Regions from separate parts of the Homo sapiens genome. Here region 2 is linked to region 1. The links are chromatin loops, found by intact Hi-C in ENCODE. Cell type or tissue: PC-3. All regions are shown on one strand. Each heading gives the region's core, and the rest is flanking DNA. Links, peaks and the distances in the headings are about the cores only.

Region 1 (8,343 bases), core at 223-8,222:
GAATAACAATATGATTTTTCTCCTTAAAAATGCTCTTTTTGAGAGAATTACTCTGAAAGATTACCTGGAAGTAACTTCCTTCTACTATTCAATAATTACATATTGAGTGCCTGCTGTGTCCTAGGCATGATTCTAACCATGGAATAAAACAGTTAATAACATTCTCATCATTTGAACTCTAGTAGTTTGAACCACTAAAATAATGAAATATGAAATATTGAAGTGAATATTATGAATATATTTCAACATGAGATAATGAAAGCAGTTTCTCTACTGGATGCCAACACCAAACTCATTTGAGAAAGTGAGCCAATTTTGCATTTTGCGTTAACCATGTTATTTGAACAGCCTGACAAAATTGAACAAGGGAGATCTCAAATGTGGAAACTTTCATTTAGGTGGTCTAAGAAATGTGGGGATGTGCAGTGGCAGACAGCTCACAACATTGTCATTCATGAGGCTTTGCTATACAGATATACAAGCTTGTCACCATAAATATGGAGCAAAAGCACACAGCCCTGTAAAAAATAAAAACTTAAAATGAATAAAACATTTTTTAAAGATTACATAAGCAAAATGTAAATAGATTTATCTCTAGAAATAAGTTTCAGAAATGCTGTATGGTTGCCATATTCTAAAGGTACTATGTGTCCCATAATAACAGCAAAGGTGTCTCTGGTGCCCCAGTGCTAAGCGATATTTTCAGTTAACTGTAGCCCAAGCCCAGGAGGCTGTTATCTATGGCAAAACGCAAAGTTCCTGTTCCCTACAAATGTGCCAGGGCAGATTCAGAAATCAATAACTGTCTGAATATCTAGAAAGCCCACTGATAGAGTCAGAGCCAAGATCATTGTAGGCCCTTTTAAAAGTGTGATAAAATGCCTGGCTGGGGCTGCCTTTTGAAGAAGAATTGCATGGGAGGGAATGAGCAGCCCAGAAAAACTTGAAGTTCTTTATGTATTCAATACATGTCATCTGGGGCCTTTTCAGGGACTATTACAGATGTCACACTTAGATCCACCAGGAGTCTTTCATCAGGTTGCCACATACAAGGTGAGCTTCCCGCTTGTCAGCTTCGATCCAAACCATTGCAATATGCAGGCAAGATGAAGAATTGTTTGTACCCACCAATTGAGGCTTATGGTGGGATTTAAGTCTCTGAGGAACAACAGTGATCGGAGTGAGACTACTATGTCTTCATTAATCTCACAAGTCATCCTCCTCTGTTCTTTACCTTAAATTGTTGCACTCCAGCTCCCATTCCCAGGCTGTTTCTCATTTGCTCCCATGAGTTCAAGCTCACCTTTACACTGATGTCTTCCAGCAACTTTTCTCCAGCCCACCTGGCTGTCTAACAAGCACAAAACTAATCAAACACTGAATTCATCACCTCCATTTTTACCCCCACCCACCACTCCAGCCTACCTGTTCCTGCCCCTCTTGTTATAGTCTCAACAAATGACAGGAGCCAAGACCCACCTTTCCAACCTAGAAATCTGAGTGGCAACCTCTATGCTTTCTTATCCCTCACTACCATATTGAATCCATCACCATGTCCTGCTTCTTTTCCTGCTACTTATCTCTAAAGTCCATCTCCCCTCAAAGTCCCTGCCTCATATGGTTAGGATATTTGTTCCCTCCAAATCTCATGTTGAAATGTGATCCCCAGTGTTGGAGGTGAGGTCTGGTGGGAGGTGTTTGGGTCATGGGGGCAGATTCCTCATGAATGGCTTGGTGCCCTGCCCATGGTAATGAGTTCTTGCTCTGATAGTTCAAAATAGTTCAGATAGTTTCTGAATCTGCCCTGGCACATTTGTAGGGAACAGGAACCTTGTGTTAGTTGTCTAAAGGAGCCTGGCATCTCCTCCACTCTCTCTTGCTCCCACTCTCACCAAGTAGCATGCCTGCTCCCCCTTCACCTCCCACCATGAGTAGAAGCTTTCTGAGTACTCACCAGAAGCCCAGTCAATGCTGGTCCATGCTTGTACAGCCTGCAGAACATCAGCCAAATCTCTTTTCTTTATAAATTACCCAGTCTCAGGTATTCCTTTGTGGCCACACAAAATGGACTAACACACTGCCCATGTTCTGTTCTCAACATGATCCCTGGGACTGTTGTGATATCCTCTTGGTTCCTATCCCCACCCCAGTTTTCTCCTCTTAGACCACCTCTTAACCATTCTAATATAAATGTAAATCTAACCATGTCACCTGCAAGTAAGATGCAAGTGAATGTCTAGTCCCATTTCCTGCTATTCCCCACTAAGCACTCACCACCCTATCACATCAAATGACTTGAATTTCTCCAAATGTATCATGTTCTCTCTAGTTCCCTTTACCTGAAATGCCCTTTATCCATAATATTTTAAAATTAAGATAGCATTTAAAAATCAGAAGATTGTACATTTTTAAAAACCTGAATGTTGACCTTCTCTTGGAAAAAAACTGATCTAGCAGCATAGAGCCTGCTTCCCCATACAGCAAAAATTGGGCAGAGCTTTGGGGCAGCAGGCCCAAGCCCTACTCTACTTACATACTTGTCTAGCCACCAAAGGTATTTAAATTTACAATCCCTGACCCAGAGAAATGCAAAAGCTCACAAAATCATTTGTTAATGCATCACAGAGCGTCCAGCATATGGAGCGACAGGAACACTATGCCATAAATGAATAGTGCTGCTTTAGTGATCAGGAAATTCTTCTCTGTTATTCTTACCTATTCTAGACATTGAGAGTAACAAATTTGCTATGATAAAGTTATATCTATTTAGACCCTGAAAGAGAACACTGAAATGGGGAAAGCGATTTTGTTTCAGAATGTGAACATTAAAACTAGACCTGTTGGTGAGTAAAAATTGGAGCTCCAGGCTTTAATATAATTAGAGTGCTACAAGAAGAACCCCTCAGTTCAAGCGGCAAGCTCTATGTTGGCAGACTTTCTGACCTTAAGAAAGGCTTTAAGATATCTAGGAGGAGTAATGAGGATGAGTCAGAGGCTATAAATATGACTTGAGATAGGAAAGGCTTTCTTAGGAAATGAGAAAGCTTTATGTGGCTACATGCAGGTGAGCCAGAAGGCAGGCCTGAAATGATAGCTTGCCATCTGTCCTCATGTGCTTGCTCTTCAGAACACCAGCCAAAACGAAAATGGTAACACTTGTGTGGGCTGCTCTATTTTGTAGCATTTGTAACAACAGAACACTTCACCCAGAATGAAGCCAGCACATTCCATGGGTGATTAGATGGGTTGGACCCCTGATTTTCTCTGATTATGTCTTCTCCACCTGCTGGCTGATTGAATCACCTTTCAATTTTCTTACCAGCCTGGCTCCTCATTTACACAGAATGCCAAAATGATATTTGAAGAGCTTAACTGAGCCTTTACCTAGGCTATTGATTGATGATTATGACTGCTAGTATAGTAAGACTGCTGGGTTCAAAATAGTGAAGTAGTACCTTCTGATAAATTGCCAATGAAGTGATTTTAACCTAACTCCTACCACCAAATTCACAAATGAAAATGAATACTCAATTAATAGATTGAACATTTATTCTTTGCAACATAATATGAGTTTTTTTGTTGTTCAATCAAGGAAATAATAGGGGTAAAAGTGTAAACTCTCTTTGTTCAAATTCCTACTCACTAATGTTCTAAGGAACTCAAGCATGTTATGTAAGCTCTCTGTGCCACAGTTTCCTCATCTGTAAAATGGGAATAATAACAGCTCCTTCTTGTGTTGAGTTGTCATGAGGATTTAAAGAGCTAATACAATAAAGTCTTTTAAGAGTGGCACATATATTGGCTATTATCAACACTGTATATGTCAGGCATTGTGCTAGGTACTGAATATTCGTTGGTAAATAAAATAGGTAGAGTCCTTCCCTTCATGGACCTTAGACTAGTGGCTGGCTATAAAAAGTGTAAGATATTTCATAGCTGCTTTGATTCAACAATTTCAGGCAGGTCATTTGCATGCATAGAGAACTCAGAGCCCTGATTAGCAGCTGCTCCTTTTTTCTCTGGCAAAGAGATCATATCCCTGCCCAAAGATATCCTCCAGCAGAAGCACAAAGTGTTGACAGCCTTGTCAGGTGACTGTGTTTCCGATGCAGAGGTGCTGGTTTGGCAATGGTGTTGTCCATCACTTTTATAGCTTAAAATATAATGAAAGCTGCTTGAGCAACCTTGCTAGATTGTACTATTGTTCATGCATATTAATTGCCCTTTCCTAGAAGAATACTGATGACAGACTTTGCCATGTGACTTTGGTCACAAAACGGTAGTGGATTGACATTTGTCATTTCCAGGCAGGAGCTTTAACAGCCAAGGCACAGCTAACCATACTCCTTTGCCCTGCCTTTTATGTATTTATTTTAAGTATTTATTGAGTGCCTATTATGGCAGCATGTCAAGGTGGAGCCTCCCTCAGACTGGGGCAGTGAGCAGAACTCCCTGTGGACATGGAGTGCGTGAGTGAGAAATATCCTTTTATTGTAAAGGCTACTAAGACTTTGAGATCATTTCTTAATGCAGCATAATCTATTTTATTTTAACTCACACATCAGAAACAGGTAAATCTGGTTGCTTTGATGGCCACAAAACATCAACAAATACATCAATATTTCTACCCCAGGCCCTAATACTGCCGCAGGAGCACGCTTTTTTGTTTGTTTTATGTCCTTGGTGGATCAGGTCTTGCTGTTCCCTTGGAGGGAATGCAGAGTAGGAGAATGAGTGCTGGACCTAGAGCCAAACTCTAAGACCCAACTCTCCCATTATTTAGCTTCATTATATTCAGCAAATCAATTAATCAATTGGAGCCTCAATCTTATTTGGTAAAACAGGAAGAGTAACACCAAAGTATCTGCTCAATGTATCCCAAATTGTTCTTAGGAAGCACCTTATAAAGCTTGATACTAATGTAGAAAATCATTTCTAGTTCTTATAACCTCATAGAAAGTCCTTACTTTCTATGCACCTATGAGATCCTCAGCCAACACCATTGATTGACTGACAGACATGACTGCAAAAGGCAAGACCAACCTCCTTAGAAGGTTAGTCTGTGAGTGGGAGGTCAAAGTTCTCAACTGGTATATCCCTAATTGAAAAACACTTCTCAGTCCAAAAGTGCCATGCAGAGAGAAGAGACTTGATGATAACATCCCTTGGTTTTTCAAAGGACGCATTTTCTTATGGCAAATAATACTACAATAGTCTTTTAACTGCATTGTCTCAGGGAGAAAAACTTAGATCCCACCATCAATGAACACAGAATTCTGATATAAAAGTACATAAATAAATGTATTTATTCCCAAGTTATATTCACAGATGCTTCATCATCTCACACAGTGGTTTGCAATAGCCTGAGCATCTTTCCCAGCCTAGAAATCCCAGGGCAAAGCAGGGTCAGGGTCAGTAAGAATGTCCTTCCTTACTATTCTTCCTCAAGTAGACCGCTTTTCAATCTTCCTTCCAGGAAATCTTACTGGACAGCATTATTTATTTATTTATTTATTTATTTATTTATTTCTCTTTCCTTCCTTCCTTCCTCTTTCCTTCTTTCCTTCTTTCCTTCAATTTTCAAGTATTCATTGAATGCCTATTATGTGCCACTGTTCTAGACACTGAGATATGGAATAGACAAGTTACTGCCCACATGGAGCTTACCTGTCTGAGGGGAACTGATGTTTCATGTGTCCATAGTTCCCTATGCATGTCTCCATCACAGTCCACAGTCTCTGTGGACTATATTCATAGGTTTAGAGTACAAGATCCTTGAAAATATGAAAGAAGCATCTCTCATTAGACTTTGTATCCCCGGCACCTTGCCTGCTGCCTGGAATATAGAAGGTTTGCAGTAAATGTTTATTTCAAATGAGTAAATATCATGAATTAGAAGACCTGGCTTTCATGTTGAGTCCCCCGCCCCACAAATGTGAGAAATAAAGGATTTAGTCACACGACACTATCAACATTAAGTGGTTTATTCTGAGAAATTTATAACAAGACAAGTTGTTTTAGGTGCTGCTTTGCATTTGTTGGCAGACATAGAGGAATCAGAGTTCGAATACATTCAGAAAGCTAACCACATTCTTCTAGCTAATAAGAATCGATATGAATCACTGCATATAATATGCATAAGAAAGTACTACATACTGAGAAATAATAACATGGCCAAGGGTAAGCCTGGGAATGACTATGGCCAGCTGAGTAACCTCTCTGCCTTCCTACAGCCTGTGGTTTATGAGTCTTGTGGAAATGTGCAAAGAGAAAAATGAAGCCAAAATGCATCTAATTCTCTTTCCATTTAAAGATATTTTCTTCTCCCACTTACCCCATTCCCAAGAGAGGGCTACTTAGATGTAATCTTTGAATATTGCAGGAGTTAGTATAACTATATGTGGACTGAAGAATGTGTTTTTTCTGTAAGACAATATTAGTTCAGGGGCTGAAGAACCAAAACGACAAGTGAGAAGTTCCCAAAGGACAAAGGAGCAGATCAAAGGGCAAGAAAAGGAATGTGGAGACAAATTTCTGAGGCTTATTATGTCCTTAACACTGTGTTTAACTACTAAAGGGGACAAGACAGTTTTATTTATCAAATCTATTTATTAGATACTGTTACAGACTGAATATGTATGTCCCTCAGAATGTCATATGTTGAAACCTAATCCCCAATGTAGGGACTTTGGTAGGTGATCAAGTCATGAGAGCAGAACCTTCATGACCGGGATTAGCGCCCTTATGAAAGAAATTCTGGGCCAGGCATGGTGGCTCACGCCTGTAATCCCAACACTTTGGGAGGTTGAGGCAGACAGATCACTTGAAGTCAGGAGTTCAAGTGAGACTGGCCAACATGGTGAAACCCGTCTCTACTAAAAACACAAAAAATTAGCTGGGTGTAGTGGTGGGCGCCTGTAGTCCCAGCTACTCGGGAGGCTGAGACAGGAGAATTGCTTGAACCCAGGAGGAGGTGGAGGTTGCAGTGAGCCGAGACTGTGCCACTGCACTCCAGCCTGGACAACAGAGCAAGACTCCATCTCAAAAAAAAAAAAAAAAAAAAAAAAAAGCCAGGTGTGGTGGCAGGCACCTATAATCCCATCTACTCAGGAGGCTGAGCCAGGAGAATTGCTTGAACCTGGAAGAAAAAGGTTGCAGTGAGCCGAGATCATGCCACTGCCCTCCAGCCTGGGTAACATAGTGAGACTCTGTCAAAAAGAAAAAAAAAAAGAAAGAAAGAAAGAAAGAAAAAAGAAAAGATATTCTGGAGAGCTCCCTTACCCCCTCCACTGTGTGAGGACCCAGCAAGAAGACAACTGTCTATGAACGAGGAACTGGGCCTTTACCAAACACTGACTCTACCAGCACTTTGATCTAGATCTTCCAGCTTCCAGAACTCTGAGAAATAAATTTCTGTTATTTTTAAGCCACTCAGTCTAGAGCAGTTTGTTATATCAGTCCAAAATGATCAAGACGGATACCTACTATTCATTTATTAAGTACCTGCTATGTGCTAGACACTATCCTAGCAGCTGGAGAGACATGGGCCCTGCCCCACTGTAACTTATATTCCAGTGAGGAAAACAGAAAATAAACAACTAAACCTGTAAATAAGGTGATTATAGATCATGATAAATGCCATGAAGGTGATATTAGAGGGCCATGCCCAAGAAAGTATCTGGGGAGGGGATAGTGCTAGCTGAGGTTTGGCTGTAAGAAAAGGTGTCCTGTGGAGCTAACATCTGAATCCAAGTCTGAACCATAAGAAGGAGCCCACTGTAAATGGCTTCAAGTGGAAGAACATTCTAGGAGGGTGGAAGAGCAAGGCCAAAACCCCTGAGGCAGGTGCAGGTTTGGCATGTTCACAGGACAGAAAGCAGGCCAGTGTCACTGGGAGGCAGTGATTAAAGGGTAGAGGAGGAGGGATCAGATCCAATAGAGCCTTGAGGATGAGGCAAGGATTTTAGATTTTCTTCTGGAGCTAGTAAAAGTCACTGGAGAGTCTTGGCAGAGTATTGACATTATCCGGAGCAAAGGACTAGTGAACGCCATACATGTTTTGCAGCCAGTCCTATCTCAGAGTATTCATGTCATTAGTTTCTGTTGAATATATTTTCAAATAAAAATCAAAGCACATGGATTGACAAGTTTACACGTGCTTCTAGGGTGACCAGGACAGAATATTTTAGATTAGAACTGTTTGGGGAAAACCTTGTCTCTAATTGTGCCTAGCTGTATGCATCCTGTCATGGGGCTGGATTCTTGGTTCTATATGATTTATAGCAAGTGTTTCCTAAGTGCTATTGAGTAGCAATTTCAAGGAGTTCCCAGAAGGGGTTGGGA
Region 2 (8,343 bases), core at 333-8,332, 180 kb before region 1:
GAAGAAATGCTTTCCTTCCACTCCAAATATGTATTTCCATCAAATATGTGACTTAGTTCTGTTCAGATTCCTTCCCTAGAATTTTTCTAAGTGAGTTTATTGGAAAATGTTTAATTGATAATACATTACAAAGTTGTGACCCTGGACTGTGATATGAAAAAAATTGATCTGCTATAAGGAAGAATGAGGCCAGTAATCAGACAACAAAGTGTCAGTTCTGACAATACTTTAGCTCCTGGATCCAGTCATTCCTGAAGTCGGATCCACTCCATATGGTTTAGACATTTAAGTCAATAAATTCTCTTCTTTTTCTTCAGATAGTTCAAGTTGAGTTTCTATCACTGGTTTTCAGAAGCTCCCTAGTGCTATGAATATGGAAATAGTTATTTCTAAAAAGAGGTAGTTCTTGAGCTGAAGAAGGGAAAAGAGAGACCTAGAAGAGTAGAAAGAAGGGGAAAATAGATTCTTTAACCATGGCAAGGAGATACATTATAGAAAAATGTAAGATGAATGAAGAAAATCATCTCAGTTAAGATAGGGCGGTACTCCCCAGATCTTGTCCTCCATTTAATACTTTCCTGATTTTTGCTTTTCTCTAACACATCTATGATATTGGGTTTTAAAATACATGCATTAAAAAATAGTCTTGTTCTAAGAAATAATATCCACAAAATTAGGGGTTGATTTGCTAGTTTCATATACGTAGCTATTAATTTTTTAAAACTCATTTGTGGATCTAACATCATTATGTGTGTTACAAATCATATGAATATCAGACTTTGGGAAATACTAAGAGAATTAAGTCTGCTGAAGGTTAGAAGGGAAGGGTAGAGTAAGTGGCAAAGGGAGAAATCAACTTCCTAGTTGCATATCTTGAATTTAGCCAGCTTGGGAGCAACTTTGTTGCCTTCAGTTGATAAACTAAATGGGGGTTATGATGAATGCAACAGACAGGAGCCCACATGATATATGCAGATTTCACAAGACTGCTGAAGGGCCATGTCAGTGGTTAAAACATTAAAATTCTTCCGTGCAGGCTGGATAGCAGCCATTACTCCGAGCCTCCAAAGTGTCCCAATACCCTGGTTACCTTGGCCCCACCTCATTACTCTCTGGACTGCCCCGTGATCTAGCAATGAAAGGGGCAGTGCCAGTACAGTTGGAAGCCTCCAGGACCCAAGGCCAGCCCTTTGGCCAGCTTCCGTCCTGATTAGTTGGTGTTCTTGCTGACTGTAAAAATAATTTAAAACTCCTAGAATTATGTGTCTATTACTGTATGGATCACAATGGATTGTACTTATTGGTTTGTCTGTTTTCTGATTGTCACTAGTCTAAGGACAAGAACTATATTTGTCATTTTCTCCAGTGTCTAATATGAGTAGTGTTTTGCAGTTGAAAAGATGATAGAAGATAGCCAGAATGGAGGACCTACATTTCCTGTTGTTTGACCACCTGTTTCCTGTGCTATAGGAAGCCATTCATAACTAGGAAGGAGGCAGTTTATGGTTTTGTTTTAAATCTGTAAAATTTTTTAAAATTATACTCTTGGCTATCTGTCCTAATATGTTTGTCTTATATTTTCCTTCAGAAATGGATATTAATTTCTAGTTTATGTTCTACTTTCAACATTTGTCATCTTCTCTTACATTAATGTCTCTTATCATGCCTCCTCCATTATGTTCCTGGAATCTACCTGTGGTTTCACTAATATGATTCCTCACAGGACTTCCTAGGCTTTTTAGTGCCACTACTTTCAACCTGTGTAGTCCTCAAATTCAACCTGGTCTATACTTGCCGTTTCTTTTCTTTTTTTCCCATCTTGTTAAGGATAGTTAATAGTTCTTACTTGAGCATTTCCTTTCAGGGTTTATTTTCTGCACTTTTCTTTTTCTTTTGTTTTGGGCTATTTTCTCAATGTGGTTGCATTACTCATAATTTCATGTGTCTGGGATACTAGGGGCTGAGGTTCCAGGAACAGCATACAGGTGAGTCTAGATTGACTTGATTGACCTGTGGGTTTAAAAGTGGGATAAAAAGTAAGATAGGAAGTTAGCATTGAGTGATGAAAACTGAGTCAAGATCCAAGGACAAAATGCAAACGAAATAGCAGTGTAAAGACAGGGAGGCAGAGACCTGGTATAAAACACTGAGACAGAAAACAAAATAAGTGGCTTTGGAATGGAAAAAACGGGGTTGAGTCTTGAATCTGAGACACTATAGGAAATTACTAAATGTACTGGGCAATTTAGACAAGAGGAGAAACTGGGTTAAACAAGAAATCCTGCCTGTTGCTGAAGTTTATGCTGGAGGGCCTGGGACAGGGCCGTGTGGTTTCTGTCAGAAGTCCTTCTTGAGACAATGTCTATAGCTCAGGTTGGCTATCAGGGTTGCCTCAATACTACTGAACACAGACAGGAATGTGCCTACTTACATTTATTTTGGAAATTGCTAAATTGTTTCCTTCCTTTGGATGATTCTACAGGTGTTTTAATAAAAAGAGGAAAAGAATTCTTAGGAGTTTTGATTCACTCCACCATTTTCTGTCAATTCTCAAATTTTACTCAATGGTGTATTTCTTTGTAAGTCACAGAAGAAATGTGAACAGAAAACATAAATTCCTATTGCTGTGTATAATATGCTACAAATATACTTCCCCTACAACCACTCCTAGAACAGACTAGAATATTAATTTGAGACATCTAGCTTTCACAGATCTAGACTGTTTGCAGAAGATGGCTAACAAAAGTATCAGTTGCCCAAGCAACTTATGGAAGCAGAAGGAAGTAGAATAAAACTATTAGATCACTTTGGACTTTCCAAAGGCATAAAACAATAATCTTTTAAAGATATAACTGGTAAACTTTGATATTAAATTTCTAGCGCTGGTGCCATTTAAAGACTGGACATTTAAATGAAACATATTTTTCAGGGAACTTTAGAAAAGCTAATATGTTAGGGAAGAAGTATTAAGACAAGAGTCAAGAAAGCTTTCAACAGAATATGCTTAACTGGGCCAAAAAAATTGCTGTCTAGCCCCACCCTCAATCAGCACAGGAGACAACCTCAGGGACTTATAAGAAATACAGAACATTAAATCAGCACCTCTTGGACTTCAGAAAAAAGTCTTCCAAAGTCGGAGCCTGATTTTCATTCCACAGTGCCCCATTTAAGTTCTATTTTACACTGAAATTTAAAATTACATCAACAGAGTTGGTACACAATGTATGATAGATAGCCACTGAATACACACAAAAACAAGTCATAGGCCAACGAGAAGTTAGATTAGAAGTTTTGTAGTTAGTATACACCAACTAATCTTTCTAAGAATGGAGGAATACTTCCCTTATTTCATTCACAAATCTTTCTTTCAGAACTTGCTCCCACTTGGGGACCATTTTCCCTAGCACTCATCTATTGATCCAGCCATCTGTCTGTCCATCCATCCAATAGCTTTCAAGAATGTAGTATGTGCCAGTCCTTCTGTGTGTGGCTGGCATACAATGAAGAATAAGAATAAGACAGACTCTCTTCTTAACCGTAACTTCTGAAATGTAGCCTCTTTCACCTCCCCAGATTCTCAGCTCCTTTCCCTCAGCACAGGGAGCTCTCTGAGCTTTCTGTGTTCTCCCTCCTTGTACTGCATGCTGTAAACCCTCTCAAGGCAGTGAGGTGATAATCACCGTTTCCCCTCCCTCAATGATCACTGTCCTTATCATCTAATTCCAGTATCTCAAAAACTATTGTTTCATATATTTCACCTGCATTATTTTGGTTGTTTTCCTCGAGAAGGTAAATTCAGACCCTGTTAATTTATTTGGGTTGAAGCAGATGTCCACTATTGAGTTTTGAGAGTTCTTTATGTATTTTGGAAATGAGTCTTTTGTCATACACATGATTTGCAAATATATTCCCCAACCTACAGTTTATCATTTTATTCTCTTGACTGTGTCTTGGGTAGAGAAAAAGTTTTAATTTTGATGTTCAATTTGATGCTATATCTAAGCATCCCAACCTCAGGTTGATGCTTCCCAACCTCAGGTCAGAAACATTTTCTCCTTTATGTTTGCTACTGTTCAAGTATTGTTTGTTTCATTCTGTTTCAATTGTGTGCATGGGAAAAATTATCTTTGTTACTGAATTGTGATAACTACCTTAAACCAGGCATCCATTCTGAGCTATATTCCTTAGGGATTTTAACACACCTGTAATTATCTGAGTCTCCACTGGATGTCAATACTGCTTAAGGAAAAGCAGTTCAGACGTCATCTTGGGTGTACAAAACAATACATGCTTTTAAGACGCATTAGGGTGGAATAGTTAGAAAGGAGCCTAGAAAAAGTGAAATAGACAAGCAGGAATATCTGTCCTTTGGTCCAGTAATAAATGTCAGACAGAGTGTTGGCTTACAGTTCTGAAATTCATAGCAGTGTTGAACCCCAAAGTTGGAAGCCTGAATTCTGTTTTTCATTCTACTTTGGCTTTTTAGTTCCTGACATAACGAAATGAAACCACATTTTTGGTAGAATTATTTACCTAATTTTCACAAGGTATTTTACTCAACTAGAATTAGAGGGTCAATCATGATTTCAATTCGTATTTCATGCGTTCTGTTCACTTTCCAAACATGTACAAATTGCAACCATTATGAGGTAGAAAAGGATGACTTTGGTAAGAAAATTGCCAGGGCCATTTTGGTCATGGCCAAGGATCTCACTGAAGGCATCAATATAGAACAGGGTCCAAAGAGTACAGTGACCTTTGATCATACTTCTGAGCAGATTTCATTTCTAGGAAGAGCTAGTCTATTCCAGGACTGAAATAAGATAAAAAAATGTGGATTTATATTTTTTTTTTCCTTCTCTTAATACTATGCACAAAATTGCAATTTGCGGCTTACAAGCTTTAAGAATTGGATTCTAGACATATTTTTTAGTTTTCTCATTTTGAAGCCAGTAATCACATATCTTATTGTTATGGTTTTATAAAACCATGTCTTTCTATCAGATGACTAATTTTGAAAGAATATACAATATTACTATATTCTGAAGGTGGGACACGGACATGGGACTGATCAGGTCTATTAGTGAGGAAGTATCAGTGCTTATTTTATGAAACATCTTAAATGTGCTATATAAATGTAGTCAACAAGGCTGTCAACACAACATAAAAGCGAGTTTATGCTCATCATTGACTGAGTAGCATTGCGCTAGATGACTAATATTAAAAATAGCGAATAAATCATATTTAAAGCCGATGAAATTTTTGAGTGCACAATTAAAAAATGTCCTAACATTTGGAAAAAGATACCCAAAATAAAGTTTAAATATGGGAATAATCTGAACAAGCAGAATTATCTCTTAGAAGTAAGGCTCTGTTTTAATAAATATTTTGTATTCAGGTATTGGTGAAGGTTTTTAGCTCCAAGGGCTGTGAATTTTCCATTACGAGTTTCCTGTGGGAGGTTAACATTCCTATGTAGCTAAATAGCCCACAAACCTAATATTTGAATTGTAGTTAGCGGGCTGCTCTACAAATGTGTGCCACTAACATCTCATGATTCTTGCATTCAGCTCTATATGGTTGATAGAGTTTAACCACATTGAGTTTTAATATTTCATATAGTGACAAGATTCTGTTTTAGCATGCATAATTTTTTGCCTATTTCCCCACAGTGTATAACATGTCAGATTATTGTAGTTTTATATATATATATAAAATATATATACATGCATGCTTTGGCAACTGACTGAAAGCTTTTCACTTATTCATCCCCTGGGCAGTAAGGTTTGTAAGAAGTGTAAAAATTAACATTTTCTGGGAGGCCAAGGCAGGCAGATCACGAGGTCAAGAGATTGAGACCATCCTGGCTAACATAGTGAAACCCCGTCTCTACTAAAAATACAAAAAAAAAAAAAAAATTAGCCGGTTGTGGTGGCGGGCGCCTGTAGTCCCAGCTACTTGGGAGGCTGAGGCAGGAGAATGGCGTGAACCTGGGAGGTGGAGCTTACAGTGAGCTGAGATCGCGCCACTGCACTCTAGCCTGGGTGACAGAGTGAGACTCCATCTCAAAAAAAAAAAAAATTAAATTAAAAAAATTTTTTATCCATCAAATTTTCTCAAAGTAAACCTAGATTGTCTGCTTGTAACTCGTGGGTTGCATTTTCCTGTAGGCTGCTGGCATAAGAAACAAAAAATTATGAAGGTGTAAATAATACTTCATCATGGCTGAAAATTTTGTTCCAGGTGTGGTATTGGCAAAAAGCTAAAAATATTAGATTGATTTCCTATAAGTTCAGAGCCATAATTTTTGTATTCTTCATTTTAACACCAAATATACCCCTACTGGTTTTTTTCCTCTTTTGACATGATATTGTGTTATGATCACATCTTTTGAATTTCTCATTAAGTCATTCTCTGAGTTGTCTTTATCAAACTAGAAGCATTTCAAATCTGGAAGGCTGCTTAAAATCCTTTGGATGACCACTTTATTACTTAAGGGTGAAATACAATTCTACCAAAATGGAATATTGGATGTGCTGTATTAGAATAAAAACAAAACAACACAGACCCTTAAACAGGAATCATTAGTTCCAGTGTGTCAGCTTACATCTCTCTAAGATAGTAATTTTTCCATTTTCAAATTAAACCAAGTTCTAACTCATGTGGAATAATAAGTCTTTCCTATGATTTTCATTTGTTTAGAGAATGAATAAACTTTGGATTATTTGGATTAATGCTTTGATGTTTTATAATAAAAACTTGTTCCTAGAAAGGAAATCAGCAATGGTCAGACAACTATCTCTCAATGAAAATAAGTAAATGGAAAAGAAAATAAAACACAATTTAAAAACAAATATTTTCTCAAGTATTACTTGCTGCCCAAGATTAAATTTCACATAAACTTGTTCATTGATGGCATTTTGTTAGATGACTTGGAAATGCTAATTTAAGAATAGAGTTCACCGTTGAATTCCTTTGAGTATAAGGTGTAAAGACAAAAATTTCTTTGTTTTAATTTCAATAGCCTTGGTAAACTCCGAAGTCTAGAATTTGGAAATCCATGGCCTTAGACTCCAGTGGACCACTCAATAGAATAGCTGAGTCACTATCTGTCCCTAGTGTGATGCCAGCTGATAGTACATGTCCAATAAGTCAGTCATGTTTATTGAATGAGTCAGTTTGTGGATGCAGTGCATTAATATGCAGCATAACTCAGGACTCTTCCAGGGTGACAGAGTAGATTTGGGAGGAAATCGCAAAAATAAAGCAGCAAGAAAAGTGCCAGAGGTAGAGTTTGCAGCATCTTTATTTTTAAACTGCTTTAAGTTGAAGCAGAGTGCAGGCTCACGATCTTTTATGCTCATTTCCAAAATCTAGGCTGCGCACAGTGGCTTACACGTGTAATCCTGGCACTTTGGCAGTCTGAGGCGAGAGGATAGCTTGAGGCCAAAAGTCTGAGCCCAGCCTGGGCAACATAGCGAGAGTCCATCTCTACAAAAAATAATCATAATAAATAAATTTATATATATATATATAGCGGGGCATGATAGCATAAGCCTGTAGTCCTAGCTACTTGGGAGGCCCCGGCAGGAGGATTGCTTGAGTCTAGGAGTTCGAGACTAGAGTGAGCTATGATCACGCCACTGCACTCCAGCCTGGGTGACACAGCAAGACACCATTTCAAAAAAACACAAAATCCAAAAAAAAAAAAAAAAAAAAAAACCCACTCAACACTGAAATTCTTTTCTTTAGGTAAAAACAGACCTAATCTGACAGAGTCTTGAAGAATTCCCTAAAATGTACATTGTTTATTTAATGCACGTAGTGTGAATATTCACATATTTTGCTGCAGAAATACTGTTGTGTTTGATCACAGAATAGCGCTTCAGGCCCTGGTGGGGAGATATATAATATGCAGTATATACACTTTAATACTTTCTAAAATACATACAATTTTGAGTTCTAAGACACAGTTGGCCCACAGCTTGGGATACAGCTTGTGACCCTGTATATAGTTTGTGAATTATTGGAATGCTGTCTGCTTATTTGCTTGTTTAACAAGCATCCTCTTCTTTCTGATGCTCAACTCACAACAACATCTTTGCCCAGGAACCAGATGGAGAAAGGGGGTGCTCCTCTCAAGAGCGAATGGTTCCCTCTCAGTTCCTTGTCCACCATAGTGGTGCTGTGAGTCACTGCCCCATCATTAGCCATCAACCCTCACATGACTTGGCTCTCTGGGAGTGCTGCCCATCTAAGGCAGGAAACCCCTAGTGCCATGCCCAGCCTAGGGTACCACCCACCATGTAAATTGGCTCCCTGTGATCTGTCTGGGGCTGTCAG

What was found. Hi-C counts contacts between places; a loop is a spot of excess contacts. Peaks named below come from ENCODE experiments on the same cell type or tissue, not always from the same donor. Only the 100,000 strongest peaks of a DNase experiment are listed, where the experiment ranks them.
Region 2: a loop joins it to region 1, with 8 times the contacts of the local background. A loop is called at or near these places in 6 of 110 quality-filtered maps.

Annotation. Positions count from the first base shown.
Region 1 is chr12:70,826,436-70,834,778 of GRCh38, reverse strand. The region is part of intron 2 of PTPRR (protein tyrosine phosphatase receptor type R); the gene reads left to right. Among named protein-coding and RNA genes, the nearest start is that of PTPRR, 90 kb to the left of the region's middle. In PC-3, for the core only: a CTCF peak has its summit at 3,282 (motif pointing left); a DNase peak (open chromatin) is centred at 3,008; H3K27ac peaks cover 434 bases.
Region 2 is chr12:71,010,274-71,018,616 of GRCh38, reverse strand. No RefSeq gene overlaps it. Among named protein-coding and RNA genes, the nearest start is that of PTPRR, 94 kb to the right of the region's middle. In PC-3, for the core only: a CTCF peak has its summit at 4,228; DNase peaks (open chromatin) are centred at 4,236 and 7,146; H3K4me3 peaks cover 381 bases; H3K27ac peaks cover 366 bases.